Regions from separate parts of the Homo sapiens genome. Here region 1 is linked to region 2. Evidence: chromatin loops called from intact Hi-C (ENCODE). Cell type or tissue: mammary epithelial cell. All regions are shown on one strand. Each heading gives the region's core, and the rest is flanking DNA. Links, peaks and the distances in the headings are about the cores only.

Evidence for each region. A loop is a pair of places that touch in the nucleus more often than their neighbours do. Peaks named below come from ENCODE experiments on the same cell type or tissue, not always from the same donor. Only the 100,000 strongest peaks of a DNase experiment are listed, where the experiment ranks them.
Region 1: it touches region 2 in a loop (7-fold over the local background); 99 of 110 quality-filtered maps call a loop at or near these places.

Annotation. Positions count from the first base shown.
Region 1 is chr16:69,162,440-69,174,146 of GRCh38, reverse strand. It overlaps UTP4 (UTP4 small subunit processome component), which reads right to left. Exons shown (of 17, transcript NM_032830.3): 14 at 10,969-11,064; 15 at 8,621-8,806; 16 at 6,962-7,072; 17 at 5,126-5,326. The coding sequence ends at 5,210. Among named protein-coding and RNA genes, the nearest start is that of SNTB2, 19 kb to the left of the region's middle. RefSeq lists an enhancer at 947-1,241. In mammary epithelial cell, for the core only: no CTCF peak of the experiment used is centred there; DNase peaks (open chromatin) are centred at 6,426 and 7,006; H3K27ac peaks cover 1,714 bases.
Region 2 is chr16:69,279,909-69,291,615 of GRCh38, reverse strand. SNTB2 (syntrophin beta 2) reads right to left here. Exons shown (of 7, transcript NM_006750.4): 5 at 7,372-7,568. Among named protein-coding and RNA genes, the nearest start is that of VPS4A, 26 kb to the left of the region's middle. In mammary epithelial cell, for the core only: a CTCF peak has its summit at 4,486 (motif pointing right); no DNase peak of the experiment used is centred there.

The DNA.
Region 1 (11,707 bases), core at 1,730-9,729, 120 kb after region 2:
GAACCCGGGAGGCGGAGCTGGCAGTGAGCCAAGACTGCGCCACTGCACTCCAGCCTGGGTGACAGAGTGAGACTGTCTCAAAAAAAAAAAAAAAAAAAAAAAAAAAACAAACCAGAAAGAAAGAAAAAGACAACACATTAGGGGAAAAAAAGGAGAAAGGGTTATGAATATGTAATTCATGCAATTGGCCAAACAGCCAAACACATAAAGTGAGCAACCTCATTAGTAAACAGGGAAATGCAGAGTAAAATGAGATAGCGTTTTTCACCCATTGGATAGGCTAAAATTAGTCTGCCAATACATTGGTAAGGAATAAGGAAACAAATACTTTCAAACACTGCTGATGGGAAAACAGCCAGTACGAAGGCCAAATAAAAGTGAAAGAAAATGGACACAGTATGAGCCACACCCAGGAACTGGCCCAAGAAACACCCAGACATGAGCACCAGGAGACAATGTCCTAGATTGTACATTACTACACTCTATATGACTAACACAAAAGACTGCCCACATAACTCAATATTACAGCTAGATCAAGTGCTCAAACACCTTCCCTGTAGCCTACGAAACGGAAAATCCTTTGTGTATCATGCCTGCTAATCATCATGTTACAGGAAAGGGGTCACAATCCAGACCCCAAGAGAGGGTTCTTGGATCTTATGCAAGAAAGAATTCAGGGCGAGTTGGTAAAGTGAAAGCAAGTTTATTAAGCAAGTGAAGGAAAGCCAGAGCAGCCTCAAGGCTGGTTGCCCATTTTTATGGTTCTTTTCTTTTTTTTTTGGAGACACAGCCTCACTCTGCCGCCAGGCTGGAGTGCAGTGGTGCGATCTCGGCTCACTGCAACCTCTGCCTGCCCAGTTCAAGTGATTCTTCTGCCTCAGCCTCCCTAGTAGCTGGGACTATAGGTGTGTGCCACCATGCCCAGCTAATTTTTGTATTTTTTTTTAGTAGAGACGGGGTTTCACCAAGTTGGCCAGGTTGGTCTGGAACTCCTGACCTCAGGTGATCTGCCCACCACAGCCTTCCAGAGTGCTGATATTACAGGCATGAGCCACCGCACCCAGCCTTTTATGGTTATTTCTTGATGATATGCTAAGCAAGGAGTGGATTATTCATGCCTTCCCTGTTTAGACCATATACGGTAACTTCCTGACGTTGCCATGGCATTTGTAAACTGTCATGGCGCTGGTGGGAGTGTAGCAGTGAGGACGACCAGAGGTCACTCTTGCGGCCTTCTTGGTTTTGGTGGGTTTTAGCCAGCTTCTTTACTGCAACCTGTTTCATCAGCAAGGTCTTTATGACCTGTATCTTGTGCCGACCTTCTATCTCATTCAGTGACATAATGGCTTAACTGTCTGGGAATGCAGCCCAGTAGGTCTCAGCCTCATTTTACCTAGCTCCTATTCAAGATACATTTGCTTTGGTTCAAATGCTTCTGACAATCATATTTATGATTAGGGTCCTATAACTGAGATAGTGGGGGAATAAGCTGAAGAATGCCACCTTGGCCTCTAACAAATCAATGTGTGACTATGGGAAAAATTACCTCTTCCCTTCTTGATCTCCCATTTCCAAGACTGTAAAAATGAGAATGGCCGGGTGCGGTGGCTTACACATGAAATCCCAGCACCTTGGGAGGCCGAGGTGGGCAGATCACCAGGTCAGGGGATTGAGACCATCCTGGCCAACATGCTGAAACCCCGTCTCTACTAAAATACAAAAAATTAGCCGGGCGTGGTGGCGGGCACCTGCAGTCCCAGCTACTTGGGACTGAGGCAGGGGAATCGCTTGAATCTAGAAGGCGAATGTTGCAGTGAGCCGAGATCGCACCACTGCACTCCAGCCTGGTGACAGAGCAAGACTGTCTCAAAAAAAAAAAAAAAAGAAGAAAAAAAAAGGAAAAAAAATGAGACTGAGAGTCACGTTTCTTTTACAAACTCCTGCTTCATCTCCACCCAATAGGAATAACTTCATTTTTATCTACAGCATACATTGTGGTTCGGTATTAAGTACCATTTAAAGAAAGGTTGATGCTCAAAAGAAAGCCTAAAAACCCCCAAATTTGATGGTCTCTATCTTCCAATATTCCAAGATTTTAGTTCTTCTTAGTTGAATTTGCTATACTCTCCACGGTACATGTGAATTATCCATTCAGAGATTAGTTTACTAACCAGTACATGAGAAGAGTGAATTTTTAAAGCATTTGAGTCAGATTGGCAAAAAAGACCGTTCCTGGGCTGGTTTCAAATCAGAATTTTTCTGTAGAACCCAAGAATGAGCAGAGGTATGCAAAATGGCCAAAACAGAAACATAACGCCAAGAGGGAAACGTTTTAAATGTCTAGGTTACACAAACCCCCAAAGTAAAAACACCCTGAAACCCATGCACTAAAGCGTTCCCCTTTTTTAATACTGGTTTTCCTTCCCTTCCCTTCCCTTCCCCTCACATCCCCTCCCCTCCTCTCCCCTCTCCCACAGTCCCTTCCCCTCACATTCCCTCCCCTCCTTTCCCCTCCCTTCCCTTCCCCCAATTTCTCTAACTTGCCCTAGTCAGTTTCTGCTTCATTTGTATTCCAAGTTTTCTACTTCGGAAGAATTTCAAGGCCCAAAGCACTTACTTCCCATACCATTTAAGGAAGTACAAATCACTGGCTGGAAAAGTTGAAAAGGAATGCTTTCTACTTTCAGAACTTTTACTTCCTCATTCAGATGATCTGTGGGCTCTCTCTGTGAGAATTACATCCTCCACAACCCACAAGATTTTAGAATTTAAGTAAGTTAAGCCATAAACTAGATTCCAGTTGACAAGGATTCTCTGAATTTACAGCTCTACAACGAGTGAAAAGCAAGTGAGTTAATTTATTATTTTATTTTGAGATGGAGTCTCGCTCTGTGCGATCTTGGCTCACTGCAACCTCTGCTTCCCAGGTTCAAGCAGTTCTCCTGCCTCAGCCTCCCAAGTAGCTGGGATTACAGGCGTGTGCCACCATGCCTGGCTAAGTTTTGTATTTTTAGTAGAGATGGGGTTTTGCCATGTTGGCCAGGCTGGCTTGAACTCCTGAACCTCAAGTGATCTGCCTGCCTTGGCCTCCCGAAGTGCTGGGATTACAGGTGTGAGCCACTGCACCGGGCCACAAGTGAGTTACTATTTAAGGCATCCTAGCCTCCATCTGTTCACAAGTATTCAATGTAGACCAGCAACTTGAACTTGTCATTTCAACCACTTAAAACATTTCTTAGAAAGGACAGAATCTTCAGTAAACTAAAAAGGTCCCTAATAGTCCAGTCTAATCCAGACTGGAAAAATATACCTTACAGAAAAAAATGTATTCAACAAGAGGCAAGTTTTTTTTTACACAGGTGACCTAAAAAGTTGCAGGTATTTTGTTTTCTTTGAGAGAGGGTCTCAAAAAAATCTAGGCTGGAGTGCAGCGGCGTGCTCAGGGATCACTGCAGCCTCTTCCTCCTGGGCTCAAGCAATCCTCCCACCTCAGCCTCCTGAGAAGCTGGGACTACAGGTGCTTGCCACCACGCCTGGCTAATTTTTGTATGTTTTGTAGGGATGGAGTTTCACCATGTTGCCCAGGCTGGTCTCAAAGTCCTCAGTTCAAGCTATTTGCCAGTCTCAGCCTCCCAAAGTGCTGGGATTACAGCCATGGCGCCCAGCAGGTATTTGTTTAAATTACTCCTATCACTGTAAAACCTAACAGGTGGGGCAGAGGCAAAGACATCCATTATAAATCTTATCATATCTGTTCTTTCTTATCAAACCTAAAATAGGCTGTCCTTTATGTGATAAATTATTGGGCTCTGTTTATCTCTCTTATAACCTCTCTCTCTCTGTTAATTCTCCCCCCAAACATCTACCTTAAATCCTCATTTATTTTCCCTTTCCAGAATGGAGGGTGGGGCTAATCATAGCAAAATGTTTTTCACCAACCCTTCATTCAAGATGTTATCAGAACCCACACACTTCTCTGCCCACACTTCAGCCCTCCATCCCCAAAACAAACAAAAACCACACAAACTGGGTTTACGCAGGCATGCAACAGAATACATCCCGAGAAGGGAAAGAAATCTATCTGCTCAGTTTAGTTAACTAGAGTTCTTCACTTTCTAATTTAAAGATCACATTAAAACTGGCCAGTTGATAACACACGTGGGAATAACAATGTCAGAGCAGGTAGAAGAGAATGAAAAATGTGAAATACATGGTGGGCTCTCGGGTCCCCATCTCTACTCTTAATCCCTAACAAAATTCCTGCCCAGTGTTTCCTTACCCTTTTTTTTTTTTTTTTTTTTAAAGAGACAGGGTCTCACACTATGTTGCCCAGGCTGGAGTGCAGTGGCTATTCACCAGTATGATCATAGCACACTATGGTCTCAAGCTCCTGGGCTCCACTGAGCCTCTCGAGTAGCTGGGACTACTGATGTGTGCCCAGCTCCTGTATCTTTTTTTTCATATTGTATTTCTTTAGGGATAGGGTCTCCCTATGTTGCCCGGGTTGGTCTCTGGACTCAAGGATGCTCCCACCTTGGCCTCCTAAAATGCTGGGATTACAGGCATGAGCCACCATGCCTGGCCCTTCCATACCTTTTGAAACCAGCACATAACAGGTAAAAAGGCAGTTAATGGGACTGATAACCCAAGCTTTTTTTACTTTTAAATAAAATTAACGGCTGACTGTCAAAGGTCAAAGGCATCTATTTTTTAGATGGAGCACTCCCTTATAATGCTGGAGTTGAAATTCTTCCTTGAACTCTAAGGCTGATTATGGTTATTAGTGGTCAGGCTATCCTGGGTAAGTAATTACGGTCCTCTGCCCTCCAGGGCGAGGATGGGCAGATTCCTACGCAGTTCCATGGGCTGGGGGCTGGCAGGAAGTGAAGGCTATCAGCTCTCTGAAGCCTTAGGCATGTAATAGGGAACAGAACACAAATATCTTTTCTTCTGAGATTGCGGCCTACAGAATAAGCAGGACTCAATCAACATTAGATGAGTTTGTAGCTACTGAGCACATTATCCCCAATACAAATACCTCATTTGGAATTTCCATTCATTTTCATTCAATGAAGGGAAATGACTGTCCATTATTTTGGAAGAAAACATTTATAATGACTAGTCCTCAAGAATAACTTGTTTTATTACCATGATTTGTGAAAAGCAACAGGGTAGACAGTTCAAGGAAGGACACAGACAGTGCCCTGTTTTAGGTTCCAAATTTCTTCTTTTTAATGGGTGGTGGGAGCTGAGCAATGATGTCATCCAGAGGCCGTTCTACTGCCACGAGTGTTCTTTCATCCAAAAGATCCATGAAGAGTAGAGGCTGCAGAGGGATGATAATTATTCTATCAGGACTTAGGATCCAGGGCTAGTCCTGAAAGAACTGACTGTAGGTAGACACCATCTAAGCTAAAAGGTTAGCCTAGTTCAAGGCTCAAATGATTTAAATTTCTTGACAATCTTTCCTGCCCTGGGACTCAAAATAGTTGGAATGCATAAAAGCTTTTTTTTTTATTTTTTAGAGATCTTGCTATGTTGCCTAGGCAGGAGAGCAGTGGTCATTCATAGACATGATCAACGTGCACTGAAGCCCTGAACTCCTGGGCAATCATCCTGCCTCAGTCTCCTGAGTAGCTGGGACAATAGGTAGGTGTGCACGGCTGCGCCTGGCTCAAGATTGGGAGCCTTTTTTTTTTTTTTTTTTTTTTTTGAGACAGTCTCGCTCTGCCGCCCAGGCTGGAGTGCAGTGGCGCAATCTCGGCTCACGGCAAGCTCCGCCTCCCGGGTTCACGCCATTCTCCCGCCTCAGCCTCCCGGGTAGCTGGGACTACAGGTGCCCACCACCACGCCCGGCTAATTTTTTGTATTTTTAGTAGAGATGGGGTTTCACCGTGTTAGCCAGGATGGTCTCGATCTCCTGAACTCGTGATCCGCCCACCTTGGCCTCCCAAAGTGCTGGGATTACAGGCGTGAGCCACTGCGCCCGGCCAAGATTGGGAGCTTTTAACTAAGTTCACTCATAAAAGGTCTCAGCAGGATTTTTTTACATTTCTCTGGATAGAAAATCTATGCTTCTTATATCTCAAGAATCAATGTTAAGCAAGGACTTTAAAGCCTAAGTTCTTTTTTTTCTCAGACAGAATCTCGATGTTACCCAGCCTGGAGTGCAGTGGTGCAATCATACTCACCGCAGCCTTGAACTCCTGAGCACAAGCTATCCTCCCATCTCAGCCTCTTGAGCAGCTGGGACTACAGGCATGCTCCACCACACCTAGCTAATTTTTATATTTTTTTTTTTTTTGTAGAGACAGGGTCTCACTATGTTGCCCAGACTGGTCTTGAACTCCAGCCTCAACCTCCTAAAGTACTGAGATTACAGGCGTGAATCACCATACCCAGCCTAAGGCAACTGACAACTGGCAAGCTACAAATGCATCAAGAAGCTAATCACATTTGAGTCATTTGAGTAATCAGTAATTTACAGAACTCTCCTTTTTTTTTTTTTGTTAATAGTGATGGGGTTTCACCATGGTGCCCAGGCTGGTTTTGAATTCCTGGGCTGAGGAGATCCACCTGCCTTGGCCTCCCAAAGTGCTGGGATTACAGGTATGAGCTACCAAGCCCAGCCTGCTTGACATTTATCCTATGGAACACTCCAACAAGTAAAATTTAAAGCCAGCTCTCATGACAACAAAGACTCTACCCTCAGCGCCAACATTTCTCACTACTTACGCATTTCATTTTGGTTAAGTATGATGTGCCTGCCTCTAACCTACTAAGGCAAGAACAATAAAACATATACAAGGGACAGCCAGCCTCAAAAAGGTGACTTGTCTCCCACAAGCCAGGTTCTCTGCATGGAAACTGAAGGTGCTCTTATCTTCCGATTGTGGAGTTTATTACATTTTGGTATCACAAAGGAACCAACTATCCAGAATAACAACACAAGATGTTTTACCTTATATATCTTAGAAATTTTAAAAGCATGAGCTGTGCGCCTCCGGATGACATCTGATTCATTCGTGGGAGGAAATGGATTGTAGAGTAAGGTTTTGTCATTTGGAAGGGGCTAAAAAAACAAAGACACATTGTTTAAATGGTTACTTTTATTGGGCTTCTGCAGACCAAAGATCTGTAGTGCATTTTGAGCCCAACATCATCTTCTAACCATCATATATATTCAGTACCTCCCTGACATTCGTTAATTCGGGAAAACAGCTGTAGCCATAATACCTCTATTCAGAAAAACTAGGGGGGAAAAAAAGAAGAAAAGGAGAGAGAGGGAGAAAGAGCTGAAGCTACTCTTGCAGCCACACTGTAGAGGGTGGGTGTATGAGGCAAAGAGAGCTTGTTAACTCCATGCAGCAAGATCAAAGGGCCCTTCTGCGGCTTCTGGCCTGTCTCATCAGTATCACTTTGTCAGAATGGAACAAACTGGCAAGTGCAGGAGCTCAGCCCACACAGGGTCTGTGCTTTCTAGACTCTCCCCCAACCAGATCACAGACTGGACAAGTGACTGGAGTTCTCCCCAGGCGAAACCTCAACACAAACCACCTGTGCTGATGTCACTGACACCTCGAGGTGGCCTCTGGCCAAAGAAATGATATTTTGTCTCTGACTTCCTGGGAAATAGCTATGCCTACTGTAAGGAAGCGATGAACTTAAAGCCAATGCTTTGGAAAAAATGATCTGGGCTCAATTACAAAGAGGCAAGAGAGTGGGAGGGGCCCTTCCTGTATCACTCATCTTGCAGAAGGCACTTGTCAGCCAGCTCTGCTTCCCACACCCAGAGGTCGCAGGGCCCACGAGATGATTCCAGTGACACATCCCCGTGCACACCTCCTTTAGAGCCATCTGCTGCTTTCCCCCATGTTCCTTCCACCCCCACCTTCACAAACACACCAAAACACCGTGTGATGGTTGTAATCTAAGCCCAAAGTGCAGGACAGGCATGGCCACAATGCTCCTAGGAAACAAAGCACCTGCCCAGAAAAGCCATACAAATTCAGGGTGAATCAAAACAGCAGCTGGCAAAGAGGACAGAATCTAAAACTGAAGAAAATGCTCGTATCCCATGTAAATCACAGCCATGAAGAATTTTCCTAGCTGGGTTTTTCGAAGATGTTAAGACCAGTTCCTCAAGCCTGCAGACAGCGTTTTAGTAGCTTTAGCGAAGGGGCACAGAGGTCAAAACCTCAGCCTGTACCTCCTTTAATGAAACCAGGTTATTCAGATACCCCAGAGTTCAAAGTTGAAAGCAAGTTAGCCAAATCAATGATACTTCCGGATGAGGGTCACCTTCCGAATACTGGCCTAATCACTTTTCTGTGTAAGATTTATGTGCTTACTCGCAAAGTAGACAAATAGTCAAATCAGCAAAAGCCAGTATACAAAGGCCAGCCCCTTCCCCGAGAGCCTCCCGAAGAACTGTGGGAACACAAACCAGGGAATCTGTAAAACAAAAGCCCCTCTCCTCCAAGAAATGTACTAGCTACCTGTATTCTGATTTACTAGCTACCTTTATTCTGAGTCTCTGTCCTCTTACCTTATTGTACTTGTTGCTTTTAGAACTTTAAGATTCAGAAGAAGATTTGGGAGGTAGCAGTGAAGAACTCACCAATGACTTGTCAATGATGCAGAACATGTAGGCATCATGGAGAAGGATGTGCATCGGTCTCTTGGGATGAAAACTGATGTGTGTGATAGGAGTATCCCTTTGGAGCCAAAGGTGGTGAAAGCCCTGCTTCTGGACAGTCCGGCTCCAATCTGTATACTGTTTGTCTGGGATGCTGTACTCAAATACCTGAGGGAGGACATGACATAGAGAAATGCAGGCTGGTACTCAGAAAGACCAGAAGGGCATTCTCATCCCTAACCAGAAAGTATCTATACAAAGCTTCAACTGTATTATATTCATTCTATGCTCTCCCAACACTTTTTTTTTTTTTTGAGATGGAGTCTCACTCTGCCACACAGGCTGGAGTGTAGTGGCGTGATCTCCGCTCACTGCAAGCTCCGCCTCCCCGGTTCAAGCCGTTCTCCTGCCTCAGCCTCCCAAATAGCTGGGACTATAGGCGCCCACGAGTACGCCCGGCTAATTTTTTGTATTTTTAGTAGAGATGGGGTTTCACTGTGTTAGCCAGGATGGTCTTGATCTCCTGACCTCGTGATCTGCCCGCCTCAGCCTCCCAAAGTGCTGGGATTACAGGCGTGAGCCACCGCGCCCTGCCCATCTTTTCAGAGCTATTTTATGCACATAATACATAGCGTTCTGTATCTTGCTTTTGTTGCTCAGTGTTATATCACGGAGACTGACCCACATTAATACACATATATATCGGTCATGCCCATTCTGAAACACAGAATAGTCCACTCATTTTGTCCATGTATCATGATTTACTTATCCACTCTGCTTAATGGACATTAGCTTGTTTCATATCTTTGTCTACTACAAACAAAGCTGTCTCTGTATAAATGTCTTTTTGCACAGCTAGAAGCATATATATCTATATACAGATATATATATACATATATATATATATATATATATATATATAAAGAATGATTAGAACTGAAATTTCTAAGTCAAAGACCATGTGGACTTTAAAATTTTTAAGGTATTGCCAACATGTCCTCCAAAAGGGTTAGGATAATTTACACAATGTGTGAGAGTACTGTTTCCCTATACCTTCAGAACACTGTATATTATCAAGTCTTTGATCTTTGCTAATCTAACAGATATAAAAAACTTCCCATCAGTTTTACTTTCAGAAGCACTTAAGGGACTAAGTGCCAGTAAAAGGTGTCATGGGGGAAATTATCATTATGTGTGACAAAGGCAAAGATGTGTGGCTTCACTACTCTTTCAGTCTTTGGTCAAGGACTCAAATCTATAAAACTGAGAGATTTCACTTTTTGGACAGTGTGTGTGTGCATGTGTGAGTGTAAAAACTGACCATCAGCCGGGCGCGGTGGCTCAAGCCTGTAATCCCAGCACTTTGGGAGGCCGAGGCGGGCGGATCACAAGGTCAGGAGATCGAGACCATCCTGGCTAACATGGTGAAACTCCATCTCTACTAAAAATACAAAAAATTAGCCGGGCATGGTGGCGGGCGCCTGTAGTCCAGCTACTCGGGAGGCTGAGGCAGGAGGATGACATGAACCCGGAAGGCGGAGCTTGCAGTGATCGGAGATCGCACCACTGCACTCCAGCCTGGGCGACAGAGCGAGACTCTGTCTCAAAAAAAAAAAAAAAAAAACAAACTGACCATCAAAGCAGTAAGCATCATTTGCCTAGCACTCTACTTAAATGTGCTTCCTGGATTACATTTAATCTTCCCAACAGCTCAGTGAGGTAGATATTAACATCTCCAATTTTACAGATGAATTATTGATAACTTCCTAATATAATTATTGATAACTTCCTAATATATTCCGCAGCCCAGGTTTTTTTTTTTTTAAAGATCTCCTTATAATCACAATCTCCTTACAAATTGGTATAGAAAAAAGTAGATTAGGTTCTAATTTTGGCTGAGATTAGGTACCTGATCTTATTAGGGCTTGATTTCCTCATCGGCAAGCGTAAAGGTGAATGATACAATCTTTTAGTCACTTTCAACTCTCAAAATCTTATTCCATCCCATATCCAGTTTAATACCCAAGCCCATGTCATCTCTCCTCTAAAACAATCAGGAAAATGAGTACTTCAAAATTCCTCCTCCCTCTTGTGATTCTTTACTCTAGAATCTTAGTGCTTCTCCATTTAAATTGCATCCCATCAAACCAATGCATACTGCTGGCCTATGATGAGCCCAGACCGGCAAGGAAGCTTTACTTCACACAGGAGAAAACTACCTTATATCCTCCAACACCTTCAAAAAAAAGCTCCCCGCAACTGCCCAATATTCCAGCTTCTAGGTTACTATCCAGCAGGAAGGGAATAGAAAGCACTGGAATCTCCCTTACCTGCTGGTCCGAATGAGCGATGACAAGGTTGTTGGTATTGGGGGCAATAGCCATAGCAGTCACTGGGAAATTGTAAGCAGGCACCGTGCAGTGAAGCTGGGAACAAATAACAGACACAAGTGGCAACTCTAAGTGACACTTTTCCTCAGCAAAGATTGAATGGTCTAGGTCAGGGGTTTAAATACTGCTCCTCATAATTCAAAAGGGTTCTAGGGAAGTTCCAAAAATTTCAGGCATTTCCCCAACCAATGAACTTTCATTTCTTTTTCTTCTCTTTTTTTTTTTTTTGAGATGGAGTTTCGCTCTTGTCACCCAGGCTGGAGTGCAGTGGCGTGATAATCAGCTCACTGCAACCTCTGCCTCCCAGGTTCAAGTGATTCTCCTGCCTCAGCCTCCCAAGTAGCTGGGATTACAGGCGCCTACCACCACACCCGGCTAATTTTTTGTTTTTCTTTTTTTTTTTTTTTGAGATGGAGTTTCACTCTTTCTCCCAGGCTGGAGTGCAATGGCATGATCTTGACTCACTGCAACCTCCACCTTCCGGTTTCAAGTGATTCTCCTGCCTCAGCCTCCCGAGCAGCTGGGATTACAGGCACCCACCACCATGCCTGGCTAATTTTTGTATTTTTAGTAGAGACGGGGTTTCACCATGTTGGCCAGGCTGGTCTCAAACTCCTGACCTCAGGTGATCCACCCACCTTGGTCTCCCAAAGTGTTGGGATTATAGGCGTGAACCACT
Region 2 (11,707 bases), core at 1,237-9,236:
TGCCTCAGTCTCCCAAATAGCTAAGACTACAGGTGCATGCCACCATGCCCAGCTCATTTTTTTTAAATAGAGATGGGGGGTCTTGCTGTGTTACCCAGGCTAGTCTCGAACTCTGGTGTCAAGTAATCCTCCTGCCTTGGCCTCCCAAAGTGCTGAGATTACAGGCATAAGCCACAGCGCTGGGCCAACTATGTGTTTTTTTAAATGAGAACTGCTGGTGGTTATCAGTGTGTCATGAGGGATAAAGAACCTAATGGCAGAGTTCTATGCTACAGGTCCTGTTTCTGGGGCTCTGGGGGGCCCTATCTAGTGTTTCCAGCAAGTCCCCAGGCCCATCTCTCTAGCAGCCATAGGACTGTGTGTGTTACTCAGAGCACCTCAGAAGGGAGTAGGTCTTTCAGGTTAGACCTGGCCTGACAGCCCAGAACTGTCTCAGAGAAAGGCTGGGGCATCCTTCCCAGTGACTGCACATAGGAAAAGCCAGCCCATCAGGTATAGGCAACAGGTTCATCATGCCCAGGGTCACAGAAAAGAACATGACACTGTGTTCTCTTATTGCTATTTGGTCAAAGGCATGAAGTACATCTTACTTATTTTTCTTTTATTACAAAGCACAGCACTTGATAAATACTAAAACATTCAGTAAATATGTATTAACAAATTAGACTGATATTGTATATCCTTCAGAAGTTTAACCTGGTCATAAGTGTGAGTCATTTAGAGAAATTTCAGGGCTTAAGGCTCTAGTTCTGGAGCCCAAAAAGGCCCCAGTTCAAGTCCTAACCATACTAACACCAGTTCCCATATCTTGAAAATGCAGGTGACAACATCTGCCCCAGAGAGTTGTGTGTGAAGGTTAGATGATGCCTGTATTTCATTTATGCCTTATGACAATCCTGATACATACCTATTATTCTTTTGGTTTCTGTCCTTCCTACTTGAAAAATAGGGGCTATGCTTACCTTATTTTATTATAGCTAGTAAAAGCACAGAGTATATACTGAAAAATATTTGCCAAACCGATGAGTAAAAAGGACTCAAGATAATTTCTAAGAAATGGTGAATAATATGGTCACAGAAAACTCTTTCTTCATATATTTTAACAATATAAATCCTTGTAAATGCCTGTTTTTCTTCTCTTCTCCTAGATTTTCTTCATTTTTATTAACGTAATTCCTACCTATATTTACTGCTTCTTAGTCTTCATATCATCAAAACTACAGACATATAAAGTGCCTTCATAAAGTTCTCGTATGACTTAAAAACTTTAATGGCTTAAATAATTGGTATGATGAAAATAAGCCTTTAAAAGTATACTATACAATTTTTAAAATAGTTTCAAATCCTGTGACAAATGGAAATGGCTTTCTGTACTTGAGGAAGAGAGCTGCATTCTATGCCTACTCATCTTGAAGTTCATACTTGCAAGCAGGAGAAAGTCCTTCTGTACCAGAGGGATCACTGATTAGCTCTACTGTAACTATAGCCTAATCAAGGTTTAAAACTAAATGAACATTAGGAAGATTATGTATTGAATTTACTCGTCACATTTTGTAGGTATTCATTGACATGTTTCTAGATGGGTAAACTATAACCAAAACATAGAGACAAGGAACAGCTTAACTGATTTCTTTTTGCCAACTATAGTTTTAACAGACAGTTCTGAATCTCCCAACAATTTCCTTTTTTCTTTTGAGACAGGGTCTTGTTCTGTTGCCCAGACTGGAGTGCAGTGACGTAATCATAGCTCACTGAATCCTTGACCTCTCGGGCTCAAGCAACCCTCCTACCTCAGCCTCCTGAGTAACTGGGACTACAGGCACACACCACCAGGCCTGGGTAATTTTTTAATTTTTTGTAGAGACGGGGTTTCGCCATGTTGCCCAGACTGAGCTCAAGTGATCCACCTGCCTCAGCCTCCCAAAGTGCTGGGATTATAGGTGCGAACCACAGTGTAATCTTTTTTATATTAATATGTAATATTTGTATATATCTTAGGGGTACATGCGATATTTTGTTACCTGATATTTTGTTACATGTGTAAAATGTGTAATGATCAAGTCAAGGGATTTAGGGTATCCATCACATTGAATATTTAACAATTCTATATGTTGGGAACATTTTAAGTCCTTTCTTCTATTTGAATTATACAATGCATTATTGCTAACTATAGTCACCACACTCTGCTCTTGAACATTAGAATTTATTCCTTCTTTCTAATTGTATGTTTATACCCATTAACCAACCCTTCTTCACAGCCCCTCACAACACGCCCATCCCAACCTCTGGTATTTATCTTGTACTGTCTACATCCATGAGATCAACATTTTTTTTTTTTTTTTTTTTGAGACGGAGTTTAGCTCTCGTTGCCCAGGCTGGAGTGCAATGGTGCGATCTTGGCTCACCGCAACCTCTGCCTCCCGGGTTCAAGCAATTCTCTTGCCTCAGCCTCCCGAGTAGCAGGGATTACAGGCATGCATCACCACACCTGGCTAATTTTGTATTTTTAGTAGAGATGGGGTTTCTCCATGTTGGTCAGGCCGGTCTCGAACTCCTGACCTCAGGTGATCCGCGCGCCTCGGCCTCCCAAAGTGCTGGGATTATAGGTGTGAGCCACCACGCCTGGCCACTTTTTTAGCTCCCATATAAGTGAGAACATGCCACATTTGTCTTTCTATGCCTGCCTTATTGCACTTAACATAATGACCTCCAATTCCATCCATGTTGCTACAAATGACATGACTGCAATATTTTTTATGGCCAAATAGTATCCCTTTGTGTATATATACCATATTTTCTTAATCCATTTGTCTGCTGATGGACACTTAGGTTGATTCTCTATCTTTGTTATTGTGAATAGTGCAGCAATAAACATGGAGGTGCAGGTATCTTTCTGACATGCTGATTTCTCTTCTTTTGGATAAATACTCAATAGTAGGATTGCTAGATCATACAGTAGTTCTATTTTTAGCTTTTTGAGAAATATTCATACTGTTTTCCGTAATGGCTATACTGATTTACATTCCCACCAACAGTGTATAAGAGTTTGCTTTTCTCTGCATCCTCACCAGCATCTGTTATTTTTTGTCTTTTGAATATTAGCTACTCTAACAGTTACCAAGGTAATATTAAAATACAGCTATATGGCTTTAAAGGGAAGTTGATTTAAAAAAATACAGCTGTGAATAAGAACAAAAAAGTGTAAAATTACCGAAAAATATGTTTCTTTTGTCTATTTAAAAATACAAGGAACCAGCTGGCTCTCACTCTTCCTTTCCTCTAGCCATCATATTTAAACAACTATGAGCCTGGGAAGCTTTAACCTGAAAAATGAAATTTAGCTGCTAGACACCAAAGAAACAACATGAACTAAAAAATGCTGAAAATCCAAGTTGCACTCTTGATTTTGGGAAGCATATCCCCTTGAATTCTTGAGGACAATACAGTGACCCCAGATGGTAGCAACGGCATGAATGTGTTGGCCTGACCCCTCGACTGCCCACAGGAACACAGAGCATCCCAGTGTGATTCTGGTGTAAGCCACCGTGCCTCACCTCCAATACTGTATTTTTTTTTAAACCTCATTTACTCTTTTTTTTTTCAATAGAGATGAGGTTTCACCATGTTGCCCAGGCTGGTCTTGAACTTCTGGGCTCAAGTGATCCGCCCACCTCAGCCTCCCAAAGTACTGGAATTACAAGCGTGAACTACCGTGCTTGGCCCAATGCATATACATATATATATATATATATTTTTTGAGACAGAGTTTCCCACTGTTGCCCAGGTTGGAGTGCAGTGGTGTGATCATAGCTCACTGCAGACTCCGCCTCCCAGGTTCAAGCAATTCTTGTGCCTCACCATCCCGAGTAGCTGGGACTTAAGGCATGTGCCACTATGCTCAGCTAATTTTTGTATTTTTAGTAAAGACGGGGTTTCACTATGATGGCCAGGCTGGTCTCGATCTGGCCTCAAGTGATCTGCCTGCCTCAGTCTCCCAAAGTGCTGGGACTACAGGCATAAGCAACCGCTTCCAGCATTTCTATTTTTGGAAACAGTCTCACTCTATCTCCCAGCTTGGAGTGCAGTGGCGCAATCCTGGCTTGTTGCAATCTCCACCTCCCGGGTTCAAGCAATTCTCATGCCTCGGCCTCCTGAGTAGCTGGGATTATAGGCGCCTGCCACCACTCCTGGCTAACTTTTGTATTTTTAGTAGATATGGGGTTTCACGATGTTGGCCAGGCTAGTTTGGAACTCCTGACCTCAAGTGATCTGCCCTCCTTGGCCTCTCAAAGTGCTGGGATTACAGGCATGAGCCACCGCGTCCGGCCCCAGCCTGTATTTTTAAATAAAGGTTTTCATTTTGTCCAAAGCCAAAAACAATTTAAAAAAAAAGAAAAAAATTTGCAAATATCTACATGTATACATATATGTAAATATATATAAAAAACAATACTCCAAATTCATGACAACTAACCACAAGAGGGCGCTTCCACAATGGAAAGAAACCAACCTTATTTCCTTTAGATACTTATTTGAGTAAGTGTTGGGCACACATTTTCAAACTTTTGTAGAGTAACTCCTATTTCAAATCCTTTATTTTTCCATAGCCATAAACTTGCTAGATACTCATCTTTTAAGGGCGCCTATCCACAACTTAGATTTCAATCTTCTTAACTGGAGAGTCCATGTATCTAGTACTTGGTAAATGAGTCCTTACATTATTTTTTCTTTTAAGAGACAAGGTCTCACTATGTTGTCCAGGCTGGAGTACAGTGGCTATTCACAGGCTTGATCATTGTGCACTACAGCCCTGAAATGGGCTCAAGCAATCTTCCTACCTTAGCCACCTGAGCAGCTGAGACTACAGTGTGTGCCACTATGTCTGGCTTTTTTTTTTTTTTTCATTTAATTAAATTTATTTATTTATTTTGAGACAGGTTCTGGCTCCCATCACCCAGGCTGGAGTGCCATGGCACTACCATAGCTCACTGCAGCCTTGAGTTCCTGGGCTCAGGTGATCCTCCTACCTCAGCCTCCTGAGTAGCTGGGGCTACAGATGTGTGTCACCACTCCCAGCTAAATTTTTGTATTTTTAGTAGAGATGAGGTTTCACCACTTTACCCAGGCTGGTCTCAAACTCCTGGGCTCAAACAATGCGCCAGCCTTAGCCTTCCAAAGTGCAGGGATTACAGGCATGAGCCAGTGTACCCAGCTTCATTTTTCATTGTAGAGATGGGGTCCTCAATATATTGCTCAGGCTGGTCTTAAAACTCCTGGCCTCAAGCAATCCTCCTGCCTCAGCCTCCTAAGTAGCTGGAATTACTGGCTAGTTCTTACACTACTAAATGCAGATTAAATGACAACTGGCCTGGCACAGTGGCTTGTGCCTATAATCCCAGTTACTCAGGAAGCTAAGACCAGAGAATAGCTTGAAGCCAGGAGTTGAGACCAGCCTGGGCAACACAGTAAGACCTCATCTCTAAAAAAATAAATAAATAAACCGAAGACCAGGCGTGGTGGCTCACACCTGTAATCCCAGCACTTTGGGAGGCCAAGGTAGGCGGATCACCTGAGGTCGGTGGATCACCTGAGGTCAGAAGTTCAAGACCAGCCTGGCCAATATGGTGAAACCCTGTCTCTACTAAAAATACAAAACTTAGCTGGGTATGATGGCAGGTGCCTGTAATCCCAGCTATTCAGAAGGCTGAGGTGGGAGAATAGCTTGTACCTGGGAGGCGGAGGTTGCAGTGAGCTGAGATCATGCCACTGCACTCCAGCCTGGGCGACAGAGTGAGACTCCATGTCAAAAAAATAAATAAGTAAACTGAAAAGGCCAGGTGCCACTGCCTGGAATCCCAGCACTTTGGGAAACTGAGGCAGGAGGATCTCTTGAGGCCAAGAGTTTGAGACCAGCCTGGGCAACAAAGCGAGGCCCATCTCTACTTAAAAAAAAAAAATTTTTTTTTTAATTAGCTGGGTGCTGTGGTGGGCACCTGTAGTCCCAGCTACTCGGGAGGCTTGAGGGAGGATCACTTAAACACAGGAGAGTTCAAGGCTGCAGTGAGCTCGGATCATGTCACTGCACTCCAGCCTGGGTGACAGAGCTAGACCCTGTCTCTTTAAATAAATAAATAAATAAATAAATAAATAAATAAATAAATAGAAGCTCAAAGCTGCTGCAGTGAGCTATGATGGATCATGCCACTGGACTCCAGCCTGGGTGATAGAGATCTCCACTCTAAAAAAAAAAAAAAAAAAAGAGAGATGAACTATAAAAATGTCATGTTGTACATACGGTATTATAAATGTACTTCGAGTCATATACCAGGCTTAAAAAAACTTTGCTAGTAAACTAGAGAAACCAGGTTTCTTTCTATCATTATCACTTTTAGCTGCCATATTTTAGCACATTTTTAAGTCTGGCACAAATAATAGTTTTACTTTAAAACAGATTATGGTACAGTCATGCATCACCTAATGACAAGAATATGTTTGGAGAAATGCATAATGCATCATAAGATGATTTCGTGATTGAATGAACATCATAGAGTGTACTTACATAAGCCTACATGGCACACCCCACTATACACCTAAGCTCTATGGTACTGCCTATTGCTCTTAGGCTACAAACTTACATAGTATGTTACTGCGCTGAATACTGTAGCCAGCTGTAACACAATGGTAAGCATTCGTGTATCTTTTTTTTTGAAACAGGGTCTCACTCTGGTTGCCCAGGCTGGAGTGCAGTGGTATGATCTCAACTCACTCAGTCTCCCGAGTAGCTGGGACTACAGATGCACACCACCACCCTCAGGTTTGTTTTTGTTTGTTTGTTTGTTTTTGAGACGGAGTCTCACTCTGTCGCCCAGACTGGAGTGCAGTGGTGTGATCTTGGCTCACTGCAACCTCCGCCTCCCGAGTTCAAGCAATTCTCCTGCCTCAGCCTCCCGAACAGCTGGGACTACAGGCACATGCTGCCACGCCTGGCTAATTTTTTGTGTTTTAGTAGAGATGGGGTTTCACTGTATTGCCCAGGCTGGTTGCGAACTCCTGAGCTCAGGCAATCCACCTGCCTCGGCCTCCCAAAGCTCTGGGATTACAGGCATCAGCCACTGTGCACGGATTTTTTTTTTTTTTTTTTTTTTTTTTTTTTTTTAGTAAAGACGGGGTTTCACCATGTTGCCCAGGCTGCATTTGTGTGTCTTAACATATGTACACTTAGAAAAGGTATAGTAAAAATATAGTAGTATAATCTGAGGGGACTGCTGTCATGTATGCAATCCATCACTGACTGAAATGTCATTATGCAGCACATGACTATATAACAGTTCTATTTAATTACTACTAGAAATAAAAAGTCAGCATCTCTACCTAGAGAGACTTCCTTGATCAGCTCAGCAGCAGCATGGCAACCCTGAACAAGTATCCTGGTCCAGGATGACAGATCCCGATGTGTCTCCACCCTGAAGAGATGCATCTCAATGCCCTGTCGAGAGCCTGTCCTGGTAGCAAATGTAAGGTCAGATCCAAGGGAGGGGGATCGACATCCGGAGCCAGAATGAACCAACCTAGGACCACAAACAGAGCAGAGATCAAAAGTAACTACATTATCAGACAAAAATGTCAGGAATTTGTGCTCATTGATAAGAGAAACTTATAAAAGCAATCAGCAGTTTTTGGATATAGACATTTCAAAGCAAGATTATAGTCTCTGAAATACAGACCATTCTGTTTTCCCATAAAATGACCCCTGGTATCACAGTCAGACAAGATACCAGTCTTGAACTCCTGGGCTCAAATAATCCTCCTGCCTCGGCCTCCCAAAGTGCTGGGATTACAGGCGTGAGCATCTGGGCCTGGCCAAGATACTGGGCTGGATGAACCGTGGCCCTAATTTTCCATGAGCTCCTCTATGCTCCCAAGAGGTTATATGTATCAAAAAGATATGATTTTGATTAGGAAATAAGTAAATTAACAGTAATAACTTCAGAGGAAAAATATGCTTCTGTAAGAAAAAATGGATAGCTAACTGCATTTCAAACATTTCAGCCAAAGAGCTTAAAATATATATATTTTTAGCATCAATCTCTTGTCCAATCACCAAAGAACTTCCAATGGTAGAAGGCAGTGAATATCTCATCTGGGGAGATGCAGCTAGTAAAGAAGCACAGTGAACATAAAGTCGGGTTTTATCTAAAAATTCATGCTGCTTTTGCATTTGACTCTAGAATTATTTGGCCTATGAAGAAATGTTATGTGAAAAAAATGATTCCAAAATAAATAAAACTGTCTTTGTTTGCAAATGACATGACTGTCTACATTTTAAAAATCCCCCAAAATAGACAAAGGAAATCTGGATGCATGCAGTGACTCACACCTGTAATCCCAGCACTTTCAGAGGCTGAGGCAGAAGGATCACTGGAGACCAGGATTTTGAGACCAATCTGGGCAATACAGAGACACCCTGTCTTTACAAAAACAAAAGAAAACAAAAAACAACAAAAAAAATCTCAGCATGGTGGTGTGCATCTGTGGTCCCAGCTACTTGGGAGGCTGAGGTAGAAGGTTGCTTGAGCCCAGGAGGTTGAGGCTGCCATGAGCCATGATTATGCCACTGTATTCCAGCTTTGGCAACAGAGTGAGACCCTGTACACAACTCCTAAAACTGATAAGCAATTATAGCAATGTTGCAGGATATAAGATTAATATACAAGTCAGTTGCTTTGAACAATTGAAATTTGAAATTAAAAACATACCATTTATGTCAGTTACCATAAAATGAAATGCTTAAGCATAAGTCCAACAAAATATGTATAGAATCTCTATGAGAAAAACTTCAAAACTTTCCTGAAAGAAAGCAAAGATGATCTAAATAAATCAAGAGATATTTTACGTTCATGGGTAGAAAGACTCCATATTAAGATGTCAGTTCTCTTTTAGGTGATCTACAGATTCAATGCCATCCCATTAAAATCCCAGCAAGTTATTTTGTAGATACTGATAAACTGATTCCAAAGTTTGTATGGAAACTCAAAAGACTCAGATAGTCAACATAATACTAAAGAAGAACAAAAGTTGAAAATAAATCTGTATACTGGCACCACTCAACTTTCACTTACTATAAAGCTACAGTAATCAAAACAGTGTGGAACTGGCAAAAGAACAAACAAATTGATCAATGGAACAGAATAGACAGCCCAGAGACAAACCCACACAAATACAGTCAACTGATCTTTGACAGAGAAACACAGGTGATTCAAGCCGGGAGTGGTGTCTCATGTCTGTAATTCCAGCGCTTTTTTTTTTTTTGTATTTTTAGTAGAGACGGGGTTTCACCATGTTAGCCAGGCTGGTCTTAAACTCCTGACCTCAGGTGATCTGCCTGCCTGGGCCTCCCTGAGTGCTGGAATTACAGGCATGAGCCACTGTGCCCAGCCAATTCCAGCACTTTGGGAGGCCAAGGCGGGCGGATCACTTGAGGTCAGGAGTTTAAGTCCAGCCTAGCCCACATGGTAAAACCCCGTCTCTACTAAAATACAAAAATCAGCCAGGCATGGTGGTGGGCGCCTGTAATCTCAGCTACTCGGAAGGCTGAGGCAGGAGAATCGCTTGAACCCGGGAAGGTGGAGGTTGCAGTGGCCGAGATTGCGCTACTGCACTCCAGCCTGGGCAACAAGAGCGAGACTCCCTCTCAAAAAAAAAAAAAAAAAGAGAGAAACAAATGTGATTCAATGGAGAAAGAATGGTCTTTTCTTTCTTTCTTTTTTTTCTTAAGATGGAGTCTTGCTCTTCTCGCCCAGGCTGGAGCACAATGGCATGATTTCCGCTCACTGCAACCTCCGCTTCCTGGGTTCAAGCGATTCTCCTGTCTTAGTCTCCCGAATAGCTGGGATTACAGGCTCCTGCCACCATACCCAGCTAATTTTTGTATTTTTAGTACAGACAGGGTTTTACCATGTTGGCCAGGCAGGTCTTGACCTCAGGTGATCTGCCTGCCTCGGCCTCCCAAAGTGCTGGGATTACAGGCGTGAGCCACCGTGCCCAGCCAAGAATCGTCTGTCTTTTCAACAAATGCCGCTACAAATAAGTAGACATCCATATGTAAAAAAAAAAAAACAAAAAAAAAAAAACCAGACCTTACATACTTTTCACAAAAATTAACTCAAAATGGATCTTTGACCTAAGTGTAAAACACAATACTAAAATTTCTACAAAAATTAGCCTGGGATGGTGGTGGACGCCTGTAATCCCAGCTACTCAGGAGGCTGAGACAGGAGAATCGCTTGAACCTGAGAGGCGGAGGTTGCAGTGAGCCGAGATCGCGCCATTGCACTCCAGCCTGGGGGACAAGAGCGAGACTTCGTCTCAAAAAAAAAAAAAAATCTATAACATAGGAGAAACTCTAGATGATTTAAAAGGATATAACATCAAAAGCACAATCCCTGAAGAAAAAAATTGGTAAGTTGGACTTCATTAAAATTAAAAACTTCTGATCTGCAAAAAATACTGTTAAGAGAATGAGGCCGGGCGCGGTGGCTCATGCCTGTAATCCCAGCACTTTGGGAGGCCGAGGCGGGCGGATCACGGTCAGGAGATCGAGACCATCCTGGCTAACACGGTGAAACCCTGTCTCTACCAAAAATACAAAAAATTAGCCGGGCATGGTGGCAGGCCCCTGTAGTCCCAGCTACTCGCGAAGCTGAGGGAGGAGAATGGCGTGAACCCGGGAGGCAGAGCTTACAGTGAGCCAAGACTGCGCCACTGCACTGCAGCCTGGGCAACAGAGCGAGACTCCGTCTCAAAAAAAAAAAAAGAGAGAATGAAAAGACAAGCTGCGGACAAAAAAATTTTGCAAAACACATATCTGATACAGGACTGGTATCCAAAATATATAAAGAACTCTTAAAACTGAACGATAAGAAAACCACCCAGTTAAAAAATGGGCAAAGCCGGCCGCCCCTACTGGGAAGTGAGGAGCCCCTCTGCCCGGCCAGCCGCCCCGTCCGGGAGGGAGGTGGGGGGTTCAGCCCCCCGCCCGGCCAGCCGCCCCGTCCGGGAGGGAGGTGGGGGTGTGAGCCCCCCGCCCGGCCAGCCGCCCCATCCGGGAGGGAGGTGGGGGGGTCAGCCCCCCGCCCAGCCAGCCGCCCCGTCCGGGAGGTGAGGGGCGCCTCTGCCCGGCCGCCCCTACTGGGAAGTGAGGAGCCCCTCTGCCCAGCAACCACCCCGTCTGGGAGGTGTACCCAACAGCTCATTGAGAACGGGCCATGATGACAATGGCGGTTTTGTGGAATAGAAAGGGGGGAAAGGTGGGGAAAGGATTGAGAAATCGGATGGTTGCCATGTCTGTGTATAAAGAGGTAGACAGGGGAGACTTTTCATTTTGTTCTGTACTAAGAAAAATTCTTCTGCCTTGTGATCCTGTTGATCGGTGACCTTACCCCCAACCCTGTGCTCTCTGAAACATGTGCTGTGTCCACTCAGGGTTAAACGGATTAAGGGTGGTGCAAGATGTACTTTGTTAAACAGATGCTTGAAGGCAGCATGCTCGTTAAGAGTCATCACCACTCCCTAATCTCAAGTACCCAGGGACACAAACACTGCGGAAGGCCGCAGGGTCCCCTGCATAGGAAAACCAGAGACCTTTGTTCACTTGTTTATCTGCTGACCCTCCCTCCACTATTGTCCTATGACCCTGCCAAATCCCCCT